2 separate regions of the Homo sapiens genome follow, and region 1 is linked to region 2. Evidence: read pairs that join two places in POLR2A ChIA-PET (ENCODE). Cell type or tissue: PC-9. All regions are shown on one strand. Links, peaks and the distances in the headings refer to the core of each region. The heading gives the core; the rest is flanking DNA.

Region 1 (6,478 bases), core at 544-5,543, 100 kb after region 2:
AATTTCTCAGGAGCCCAAATTACTGGAGGATAAAATTGGTCTAATTCAACCTTGCAAACAAAAGGAGAAAAATTGGTCAAAGAATCAGCAAATTGGGACATTGAGAGGCTATATGAGCTTTTTCTTTAAGCTTTGCCACTGGATTCCTGTATCTCTCATTTTACACCTTTTCTTTGTTGCCTTGAATAAGTCACTTTTGTAAATTACCATTAAACCTGTTATCTAGCTGACTGTGGAAAGTCCCTTATTTCATAGACTCATGGAATTTTGCCACTAGAAAGAGCCCTAGAAGGTCTCTCTTCTCAGTGTACAGGGAGGAGGAGGGAAGGTAAGAGATTGGCCCAAGACACAGCTTTTTAACAAGGAGCCAGGACTATCAATTTTCAGCTATCAAATGTTGACTCTCTCACTAGAAAGTTACATTGTGGGTCACAGTGTAGCATGTGTGCTAACTTGAGCATCTAAGGCTCTATCAGAACTATTGTTGTTAATAATCCAGAACTAAAACACTTCTGAATTTCACCATATCAGGTTTGCAAAATCCTTTTGACAGAGCTAAATCCAAGGGCACAAATGAAATCACCACAGCCACATCTCTATTTCCCCATCCCTAGAACAGACTCACTTCCTGTAGCACACATAATGCCATCAGCCCCTCACCCTTACATCACTTAGCTTGAATGACAACATTTTTATAGACCTATGCCAAAGAGGACAGTCACTGGCCCAACTTGGGTCATGTGCCCCTCCCTGTGTCCAAGAAATAGGACATCCTATTTCCTTTGGTCACTTGGCCACTAGTAAGAATGGGCCCTGGCTGAACCAAATGGAATGTGCTCCCTGGGGGACAGAAAGATTCTCTTGCTATGAATTTGTGTTCTTAAAAGTAGGAGACAGGGAGGCCGAGGCAGGAGGATCACTTGAGCCCAGGAGATCAAAACCAGCCTGGGCAACAAAGTAAGACCCATCTCTACAAAAATTAAAATAAAAAATAAATTAGCAAAGTGTGGTGGTGTACACCTATGGTCCCAGCTACCTGGGAGGCTGAGGGGAGAGGATTGCTTGAGTCTAGGAGGCCAAAGCTACAGTGAGCCGCCATCATGCCACTGCACTGTAGCCTAAGTGACAGAGTGAGACCCTGTCTCAAAAAGAAAAAAAAGTATGAGACAGATATTTTGGGCAGGCAGAAACAGCAGCTATTCACTTTAGATGTCAGCCAGATCACATATGTAGTAATTTTTTATTTTATGGTGGACACTGTAGTGTAACAATGTTAAAACTTTAGATGTCATTGTCTTCCTTTAAAGAGTAATGAGTTTTGTTCTGGCAGGCATTTAATTTTCTGGCAGATCAGCTGGAAATAGTGGAGGCCTGGTTTTAGATTCTCTTAGGGCAAATCTAGAGTGATCTTTATTTTAGGATTAGAGTAGTCCTTCTAAGGCATTGCCTTTTTTTGGAGTCTCAGCTGAATCTTGAGAGTGTTCAGCAACGTCTCTTTTCCTTGGCTGGTTGGAACTCCAACATCTGACCTTTTGTAGCCCTCAAACACCCTTTTCTGCTCACAGAATAGCTGTTTGGGGTAGGTCTCACATATGATTTTCTTAATATTTGTCTAAAGGCTCAAGAAACCCCCTATACATGTTTCTAGAGTTCTTTTCTTGTGCAGCTTCCTCTCTAATACTTTGCTCCACAAATTCCTACCATATCTGCCACCCAAAAATCAGGTCTCAGTTTTCTTCACCCAGCTGCTCTCTGGGTTCCACTTCCCCAGGTTGCAATTTGAAAAGTGCCCCAAGGCAAAAAGCCAAGGTAAACATAAAGCTTATCTCCTGTGTCTTCCTCCTCTCAAGGATCACAGCCGTGGACTGTTGTCTAGTGCCTAAAATTGTGGCTTCAAATATTTGTGTCCATGTTTATAGTTGTTTACGTCCCTTTCTCCATTATAGACACACTTAAAACCTTTTTTTTCAATATACTGCAACTGAAGCACACATAAATTTGATCACTCGCCAAGCTTGGCTCTATCTACAAAGCTACTTCATATTTACAGAAAGTTTTCTCAAATACTGAGGACAAGTTTTGGCCTCTAGAGGAGTTATAGGAGCTGATAACTTAATCTGGGGGTAAATCCTTTGTGAGAAATGAATAATTCAATCCTTTCCTAATTTGTCTATATTTCTGTAAATTATCTCCTTATTTTCTTTTAAATTGGGATATGGTCATCTGTTGAAACAATTTTGTAGAAGTAGGAAAAGAAAAAGACTTGGGATCAGAAGATCTGGATTCAAAAAAGAAAAGAAAAGAAAAGAAAATCAAATTCCAGCAGACCTCAATGTCCCTGGGCTTGAGGTTGCCTGTCTGTAAAGTGAGGTAAAAATAGCAACTTTTCAGGGCTGTGATGATGTTGAGAATATATTCCACTCTTGTTATTTTCTATCAGTAGTAGTCTGGGGGGGTCTAAGAAAATTTAGCTTTAAAGGACATTTTAGCATATTCCTTGAGTTAGTTTTTCTTTTATTCTGTATATCAATATAATTAGTAATATTTATTAATATTATATGTCTAACTAATATATTAATATTATATGTCTAACTATAATATATTAATATTATATGTCTAACTATAATATATTAATATTATATGTCTAACTATAATATATTAATATTATATGTCTAACTATAATATATTAATATTATATGTCTAACTATAATATATTAATATTATATGTCTAAATATAATATATTAATATTATATGTCTAAATATAATAATATATGTCTAAATATAATATATTAATATTATATTTCTAAACATTATATTAATAAAATGTTTGAACATGAAGTGTTTTGTTACAACAAAGCAGCCAAATCCAAAACTGTAATTTAAAAGATAGTGTATGCTGCTTTAAAACATGGCTCTTAGCACTTGGCTTTCTGTATAGAAGTTTGCATTCCATTTCTCTCTCTCTTTTTTTAAATCGTCAGTCATAAAACCTGAGCTTTTATAAAAGGAAAGTAACAGAATGAAAAAAAACTGTGCCAAAGAATTAGTGTATTTGAGTTTTGTGTCTCTAGTGTTTAACAGTTTTATAATCCAGGTTTATAACTTGTTGAGAACAATAGACTATTTTAAGCACATTTGCTTTGCTAAAGATTAACTTTTTACATGCCTGGTAAGTATGGTGAAATTTAAGCTTTGAGAGTAATAGAGAGGAATATTTTCCATCTCTGCCTGCATTTTTTAGTAAGGATTTTTCAGTAAGGCACTAACAGCTATTCTCAATGTGTTGCATTTATTAGCAACCAACATGATTCAAGCATTTTCTCTTAGTACACATCATCTTAAAAGACAGTGAAATGGGGAGGCCTTGATAAGCCCAAAACTAAATTTTAGCCTCACTTTATATCTTCATCAAAATCTAGAAAAATGCAAAATATTTAATAATCCTTATCCTAATAGATATTAGTTTTCCAACCTTGATTCCACAAATGCTTTAATTCATAGTCATTTTATATGGTTTGAATATTTTAAAGATATTTAATTGCATTTTAAATAATAGTATCAGCCCTGAAGTCTATTTATGTTAACAAGAAGTTATGTAACATTTTAGTCGTCTTTAAAACAACATTGTAAATACACGTACATAAGCAAACATATAGCTAAATGTTTTATACATAAATACAAACATTTAAATACTTTAAACCATAACAGTAATAGACAATATATATGTATTCTCTTCCTATGTATTTTTGCATTGTAGCTTCAGGATGAATATTTGTCTAAAAATATGTTCTTGAGTATAAGTCTGTCTTTATATGCTTATAATGTTGTCTCTGACAATATTTAGTACTTAATATTGGTTCTGAGTGGAGCCTACATTAATATAGCATAGTACAAACTAAATCTACACCACTTGGCTCAGTACATTCCCTGTACGTCTCTTTTCTACTGAAAATAATTGAATTATTTTGGCTACTTAAGACATTTTTCTTTGTTTTGATGAAAGAAAAATATCAGCTGAATTAAATTTAATGGAGTTTAATTCAGCAATGGACGATTCGTGAATTGGGCAGCCCCCAGAATCACACCAGATTCACAGAGACTCCAGCACAGCCATGTAGTGAAAGAAGATTTATAAACCAAAAAAAAAGGGAAATGATGTACAGAAATTGGAAGCGAGGTACAGAATGGCTGGATTGGTGATAGCTTAGCGTTTGCCTTATTTGAACACAGTTTGAACACTCAGCAGTGTATGAATGGTTGCAGTATGGCCACTGGTATTGGCCAAGACTTAGCGATTGTTACAGGCTCATACTCCTAAGTTAGGTTTTCAATCTGACTATTAAGCTAGGTTACAGTTCATCCACAAGGACTCAAGTATAGAAGTACGGAATCCTTCTCAGGCCATATTTAGTTGGCTTTAACAGTTTTTTCAGCCTTTCATGTGGAATGCAGTATGAAGTGGCTGCATATTTGTAGGTCTGAAAACCTGGTGCTTATTGTTATTCCCAGCCGCTTCATCTATTTTCATAGAGGGCTCATCGAGGTCTGTGTGGCCTATGATAGTGTCATGCCAGCAAGTGTGGGAAGAGTAGTTACCTTTGTGAACTTGTTCAGGCAGCCAGAAGTCATGGCTGGCCTCCAAGATGTCAGCTGAGGACCTGGAGTGTCTGCATGTTTGGGAAGTCATATGATAGAAAAATCTACATGGTACTGAAATACCCAGTGCCTTTCAGAAAGGATCAGACTGGGGTTAAAGGGCCTGCGTTGACTTCAGTTTGCATACACGTTCTTTATTTTCAGTGTGTTTGCACATACATTATCTCTCCAGATCGTGAGAAAAGAGCAGCCAGAGGCTCCTTCAGTTTATGAGAGCCAGTAACTCTCACCAAAGAGCTTTGTTTGAAAATTAACAATCTAGACTTTGGTCTTTGTTGGGGTTTTCTAACTTTTTTTTTAAGTTGTAGAACCCTCTTTCCAAATGAAATCTTAATCTGACTCCCAGTATGTAAAACAGTGGAATACAAAGGGTTTTAATTCACATTTGCTGGGGGACTCCAGAGTCTTGCCCACTTAGGCTGATCTCTTTCTATGTTGCTAGGCCCCTCGGCCCCTTGAGGCTCCATGGAGCATAGTCTAAAAACCACGACAAAAACAGGCTTTGTGGAATGTCTGTTGGCCCACAACATTCTCTCTTTTGATATTCTATATTGCTTCTCATAGGTGTTCTGAACTCTGCCACATTTTTCAGAAGTCTTTGTTTTTTATGGTGATAGACTAAGCATCCTGGTGCAGTAGGGAAGCATTCCAGTCTTGACTCCAGCTCTATGTACTGTGTGACATTGAGCATGTCATTTAATTTCCTGAGACATTGGACTCTCCTGTCTGTAAAATGGGGATGGTTAGAGAAGCATGGAAAAACCTGGAGACCTTTGGCTAGAAGATATTATGTGAATGGGATTGACTGAAATGAGCTGTTGATCTCCGACTCATCCCTATGTAAAGGAACAGCCCTGGATTACTTCAGGGCCACCTTCTCTAGTACACTTGATTGTAACCAGAGTAGGATGATCAAAACTTGAGCATGTCAATGGATGCAGAAGAAATGTCTCTGACTGATTTTCTTATAAGGGAACTCCATATTGTGCATGCTTATACACGTAAGGCATCCTCTCCAGGACATGGTGATAGATATGTGTTTAAATTAACATCATAAATACTTAATTTCATGGCATATAAAGAACACTGGGGTAGGGGTCGAAGGATAAGAGAGCCAGTTTTGTACATCTCATCCTAACTCTGCATGTGGTAACATCATGTTGGTAGCTTGAAATTAGCTGTGGTAGAATTACTATCACCTGAAAATCAGCAAATACTATAAATTGGGGTTTTGGGAGGGGGAGCACACCATTGTAGAATGATTTGAATTATACACCCAGTACTCCTACTCCTAAATATTTTAAGCCTCAGTGTTCTCATGTATTAAATATGGAAGACAATACCTGCTCCATCTGTCTCACAGATTTGTCATGGAAGTCCAAATATGTGTGAAGGTACCAAAGCAAAACAGATGCCACTGGAAGTGGCAGCATTATGATTTCCGGTGTTATTGGGGGCATAGAGAAAGAACAAGAGGAGCAAGCATGAACTGACCCTGTTTTCCCTCAAGAAACAGAATAAGTGCCACTCACGTCTTATAAACACAAAATTGTATATACTTTTGAAGAATCATAAATATCAAATGTAGGTTGAACTACCTTGAAACATATTTAGAACCATTCTTTAAAATGGAACTATAGACTAATATAAGAAAATGCCTTCAACGCCTCCAAGGGTTGGGACCACTGAATGTAGCAATACATTGAGCACCAGCTTCCAAAGTGTCCTGCTTCCAGCCCTGGAGATGCTTCTGCTAGTATTCTATGACAACACACATGAGGAGCTGAAACTGCATTTCTCCTTAGTGAAGGGGCTAGAAGC
Region 2 (6,478 bases), core at 874-5,873:
AGGTTTCTCAGCCTCAGACTTGTTGACATTTTAGAGCACATAATTTGTTGGGGTCGGAGGGGCTGCCCTGTGCAATATAGGATATTTTAGGAATTTTTGTTTGTTTATTTGTTTGTCTGTTTTTGAGACGGAGTCTCGCTCTGTCCCCCAGACTGGAGTGCGGTGGCGCAATCTCAGCTCACTGCTAGCCCCGCCTCCCAGGTTCACGCCATTCTCCTGCCTCAGCCTCCCGAGTAGCTGGGACTACAGGCGCCCACCACCACGCCAGGCAAATTTTTTTTTTGTATTTTTAATAGAGACGGGGTTTCACCGTGTTAGCCAGGATGGTCTCGATCTCCTGACCTCGTGATCCTCCCACCTTGGCCTCCCAAAGTGCTGGGATTACAGGCGTTAACCCCCGCGCCCGGCCGCATTATAGGATATTTAGCAGCATCTCTGGCTTCTAGTTACTGGATCTCATTAGCACTGCTCCCCCTATCCCCTGCCACAGTTATGACAATCAAAAATTTCTCTAGACATTGCCTAGTATCCTCTTGGGGGCAAAATCATCCCTGTTGGAAACCACTGTTTAGACTTTAGTTCTACCTCTTAATCTCTCCCCACCCCCTAAGCTTTTCATCAGTTATAGCTGCTTTTTCATCATGATGATCTTCGCCCTCATGGGGTAGGGGGAGATGTTTCCAAATCCGGAAAATTGGAACATTTTCTCCGGTTGATTCTGACACACCTCCTGCTCCGTGGGCCAATATTCTACTCCACCCAGAAATTACGAATCATTGTCCTACACTTGTACTCTGTCTCTCACTGCCTCTTCCTATCCTTCTCCCCTCTCTTCCTCTATCTCTTTTTTCTTTTCCTTCCTTTTTTCCCCATCTGCATTGTAAACAATTGTAATTTGGAGAATTCCACTTTTCACTTCTGCCTCCTTTTTAAAGGTTTCTGCTCAGTACAATAAAGTGAATATGTTATGGCAAATTAGCTAATAAAGTATATAGTAAGATGTAACATGTTATTTTTAAAATTACGTTCATCCATTCATTCTTTTGTTATCAAATATTTATTCAGCACCAAATATGTGCCAGAGGTATGCTTGGGTACAGTAGTGAACAACATATTCCCTGCCCCTCCAGATACTTACAAAAAATGATGACATAAAAGATAGCTTCCTCAAAACTAAAAATATTTTTATTTTATCAATATATGCATACTCCAAAATCTGGAGACTGAAAGTACAAAAACCCAGTATTGTACCAGAAACAGTTACAATGACTGGCTCAACATTTCCTAGTTTGGTAATTCTAACTATATCGTTTAGAATTATGAAATGATGCTTTGAATGATAGGATTTACTTCTTCACATTAAGACATATTTTTAGGAACATAGACCATTTTGACAAGTGAATTTCACAGTTTAAGTTCCTTAAATAAAATGTTAATACATATTCCACACTCTTTGTTTGGATCCTCTTTTGCTGGTTTTCTGTAACCAGTTTCTGCTTTGCCTGATCTAGTAGCTGTCCACATATTCAGGTAATCTATTCCTAAGTAGCTTTCAAGCAGTCAGAAACAGGATTGCATTGCTTGTACTTTTTTGGGCGGGTGTAGGTTATGGAGAAAGGAAATTGGATAAAGATCACAGAGAAGAAGATTATGATGGTGCCGGTGTCACTGAGAGATCTACTGACCCGATGTTGCCTTCTTTTGCTGCCTTGTGTGTGCTGTACGTATCCTGCGTTAGGACCCTTGCTTTGGCAGCGTTAGCTACAAAGTAGTGGAATGTCCCATGCAGTTATTTCTGTATTTCTGTTAGGTCTGTTCCTCTCAATCTCCTCAGACTGACTTCCATATCCTCGTTTCTCAAGAGTGTGGTGCCCCCAGACCAGCAGTATACACATCACCAAGAGCTGATTAGAAATACAGAATCTAGAGCTCCAGCCCAGACCTGCTGAACCCGGGATCTGCATTTAAACAAGGTCCCCAGGGGATTCATTTGCATTGGAGTTTGGATTCACTCTGGAGTTTGAGAAGCACTTTTGTTCTCTTCCTACTTTTCTACTTCTAATGAAGTTTAAAAAGTGCAGAAAACAAACTATAAAAGGATTAATGTAGTAACCCTGCTGTGTATTGACTAACCCATTATACTTAGTTTATTGTTTTACAGACTTACCTGCCAACACATTAGTGGGCCTTGAATTAACATAATAAGTCACGATCAACAAAAGTTTTAAGTAAACAGACTAAAATAGAAAAGTATTAGAGTATATCAAATGTATTTGAAACATTTGTTTCATCCAAAAAATGTGAAACCACACACACACACACACACACACACACACACACCCCTTTATATGTATGTCCTGGATCATGATTGCAAAATGGAATTCTGACTGGGGTTACAGTAAAAAAAAAAAAAAAAAATCTTGAAAACCACTACCATAAATACCCAATGTCTCTTTTTATATATTGGCCAGTGTTCAAATGCAAGCATTTGATGATGTTTGTCCACATGATTGAGATAATGAGATCATTTTCTTCAGTTGAGATTCCTGAATGAGATGTCCAAATAGCAAATAGGAACGTTAAAATTGTCTCAAATGCAAGGCAATAACAATAAGAATTTTAATTTTTTTCTTAATTTTAGAAAACCATACTCTATCAGATAATTTCTCAAAATCCCAAAAACCATACCTTTAATGAAACACTCATCTTAATTCAAGAGAAAAACAACAAATGTAGGCTGCCCAAAGGACATTCATTAACTTGAAGGGAATAATACCTTTGAATCCAAAAGAAATTCGCCAGGTTATGGGAGACACAGGATGTTCCCAAATTGGTAGTGCGGTTCCGTAAATGATACAAACTTGCAACTAATTTTTTGGAATTTTAATCATTTACATTTCTTCAACACTCATTTAGCTTTGCAGATTTAAAAAGTAAATTTTTCATTTTAATTTTTTTGTTTCAGTTCCTCTGATTGAAGATGGCAACCATTGAAACAATACCTTAAAAATTTAAAAGATTATACAAAATTAACAAACCTAAATGAGTACTTAAATTTAGATAGTAAAACTTTTGTGTTAATTTGTACATTTGTAGCAGTAATCCCTCTGAAGCTATGAACACCCTGTAGAGGGAAAGAAAACCAAGTTGCTCTTCAGGTGTGATCTGGGTGAAGCCAAGCCTCAGAGAACCCTTGGAGAGTCAGATTTCACCACTGTGGGAAAGAACCAGTCCATGGGGTGAAACCAAGGTGGTTTGTGCAGCAGGGTGCTAATGCCAGGCTGAGACACAATTCCAGGGAAGTACTTTCGATCTTGCAGGCAGAATCTGTGCCAGACAATGAGTTGTCTCTGAAAGTGCCTTTTCCCCACCAAAGAGCAGCAGCTGGGTGGACCTAGCAGCTTCTTCTGAGCTTCCCAACTGTGCCCTCAGGCTCTTTCCTGATCTTCAGGGCCTCAGATTTTCCTGAAATGATTGTTTACTTGAGAGATTCCTTAGAAAGACCTGAGTGAGCTATTTAAAGCAGTATTATATTAAACATGATTTTACATATGCTTTTAAGGAACTGTAAACATGTTTTCTTTATTAGCTTTTGTAATCAGGATGTCTGTTATATAGAATCTTTACTTTATTAGACATTTTTAAACAGTTGATGGTGTTCATATTCTTTAAGGATGATGTGTTTTGGGGGAAATTTTAAAATAATTTGCTTGATAGTGAAGATGAGATACCTGGTGTTCTCGCCTAGGCATAAGTGTTACAGTGTGTGGTTTTGCTCATTTTTAAAAAACTGTCATGTTTAATTGTTCCAGAACTAGTCACTAGTAGTGTCATCTTCTTGCTAGTGCATGGCCTTTCAGATTTTATATCTATCTATATCTATCTATCTATATATATGTTGACATATATGATTTTCAAATTACACACATATATACACACATACACAAATTATACAAATATACAGAAAAACAATTCTAACATTGTATATATATTAAGTATGTGTAATTTGAAAATTAGTATAAGAAAGTATATTGAAGATATTGCAAATGGTAGCACTTGTAACAACTTCTTACATTTATTTATTTCTAAATAAGTAAATTATAGTTCTTCAATATTGTGTTTGATCATTGCAATTTTCATAAATTATTTTTATTCTACAAAATAAAATATTAACTTAAATAATATCAAATTATAGCTATTCGTATTTGTTGTAATATATTTTTAGCAATTTTTTGCTCACTTGAAAAAAATCCTTACATCATATTTCAGACTCTCACTTTTTGTTGCATGATGGTTACAGTTGTAGAAAGTAGCCCTGTTGCCTTCAAGACTAATTAGAACATGAAGAATTTTGAGGCCCAAGCCAAATAGAACATTTTGTTTTTAGAACATGAGGTATAGAATGCCACGTATTAGTGTGGTAGTTTTCCTTTGTGATTTATGATACACGTAATGTTCTTTCAATTAAAAAGTGCAGTTCATCATATTAAGTCATTATCCTACCTACAGCGTATTGGACAAATTTCATATATACTTTTCAATTAGTAAGAAAAGCAAGTATTGCAGCAGTCACCTATCTGATACAGGTCCTTACAGTTGAATCAGCTCTGCCCATCTGTAAATTATGTTTGAGGCTTGAACTTTTCCCTGTACTTCCAGTTCCATTATTACCTACGTATAGCACATATGGTCTGCAGCAGTCTTCTGAGCCATTGAAAAATTGAGGATTTGTTTTTAAATGAACTATCAAAGAATCCTTCCTGGAAGGATTGTGTATTTGAGTTGCTGTAGCTGTATTTTGTTTGATTTTGTTTTCCTTACATAGGAAACCTGAACCAGAACAGTAGCCATTGATTCTACAAATTCTGGTAGACTATCACAAAGCCTAGGATGGCAAATAGTTTTATGCCAACTCCAGTAGATTTTGGTGACTGTTAGGGCTGATGTGTTTGGAAGTATTACAAGGCCAGATCTCTGAGGTTAGCAGTAAAAAATACTGTGATTGATTAGTGATGTCTGCTATGGAGGAAGTATAAGAGTATGATGGGCCAAATGCCATGCATTTTCTTACCCTGTGCCCATACCAAAGGAAGACTAAATTTTGAGGATAGTATCCTATTGAATTGCCTTTGGCTTTATGCTTCATGCTTTTGAAGGAGTACTGTACTTGCTCTGAAGATATGTTAATGTTATTTTTAACAGTTAACCAGGAAAATTGTTTGTAAATAAAAGAGACTACAAAAGAGTGTTTGTTTCTTGATTGGCAGGTTTAGTGTAATACCACATAAAACAAAGCATACAACGAACTTTTTTTAAATTATACTTTAAGTTCTGAGATACATGTGCAGAACATGCAGGTTTGTTACATAGGTATACACGTGGCATGGTGGTTTGCTGCACCCATCAACCCGTCATCTACATTAGGTATTTCTTCTAATGCTATCCCTCCCCTAGCCCTTCATCCCCCAACACCCAACAGGCCACAGTGTATGATGTTCCCCTCCCTGTGTCCATGTGTTCTCTTTGTTCCCACTTATGAGTTCCCACTCCAACTTATGAGTGAGAACATGTGGTGTTTGGTTTTCTGTTCCTGTGATAGTTTGCTGATAATGATGGTTTCCAGCTTCATCTATGTCCCTGCAAAGGACATGAACTCATCCTTTTTTATGGCTCCATAGTATATGTGGTGTATATGTGCCACATTTTCTTTATCCAATCTATCATTAATGGGCATTTGGGTTGGTTCCAAGTCTTTGCTGTTGCGAATAGTGCTGCAATAAACATATGTGTGCATGTGTCTTTACAGTAGAATGATTTATAATCCTTTGGGTATATACCCAGTAATGGGATTGCTGGGTCAAATGGTATTTCTGGTTCTAGATCCTTGAGGAATCACCACACTGTCTTCCACAATGGTTGAACTAATTTACACTCCCACCAACAGTGTAAAAGCATTCCTATTTCTCCACATCCTCTACAGCATCTGTTGTTTCTTGACTTTTTAATGATCACCATTCTAACTGGTGTGAGATGGTATCTCATTTATGTGGCCAACAAGCATATGAAAAAAAGCTCATCATCACTGGTCATTAGAGAAATACAATGAACTTTTTAATTGTCTCTTTTGGTTTTCTGAGTCCTGAGACTACGAATAAATGCATCACTAATCGTATTTTAAAAATTGATATGCCAAAATGGTTGAAACTTTTAGAAGAACATGCTAGGTTCTCAGAATAAAATTATAAACAATATTTTCTATTACATGTTAAAATGCTGAAGTTTCTATTACATGTTTATTTGTGAAATTTATCATTTGCCTTATTGTCTACTCTGTTTCTTAATTATAATACTCATCCTCTCAGAAAGCTTTGGCCAGTCCATTTACATGAAGAACGGGAAGGAAGTAGATTGTATATAAGAGCATAGGACAGATGGTGAGTCACAGATAAGCTCATCTTGAGTCTCCTAAGATAGGAAG

Evidence for each region. Peaks named below come from ENCODE experiments on the same cell type or tissue, not always from the same donor. Only the 100,000 strongest peaks of a DNase experiment are listed, where the experiment ranks them.
Region 1: POLR2A ChIA-PET joins it to region 2 with 6 read pairs; 2 of 35 experiments call an interaction of 5 or more read pairs at or near these places.

The regions. Positions count from the first base shown.
Region 1 is chr3:24,371,623-24,378,100 of GRCh38, reverse strand. The region is part of intron 1 of THRB (thyroid hormone receptor beta); the gene reads left to right. Among named protein-coding and RNA genes, the nearest start is that of THRB-AS1, 120 kb to the left of the region's middle. In PC-9, for the core only: no CTCF peak of the experiment used is centred there; no DNase peak of the experiment used is centred there.
Region 2 is chr3:24,472,948-24,479,425 of GRCh38, reverse strand. All of the region lies in intron 1 of THRB (thyroid hormone receptor beta), which reads left to right. Among named protein-coding and RNA genes, the nearest start is that of THRB-AS1, 18 kb to the left of the region's middle. In PC-9, for the core only: no CTCF peak of the experiment used is centred there; a DNase peak (open chromatin) is centred at 3,395; H3K27ac peaks cover 932 bases.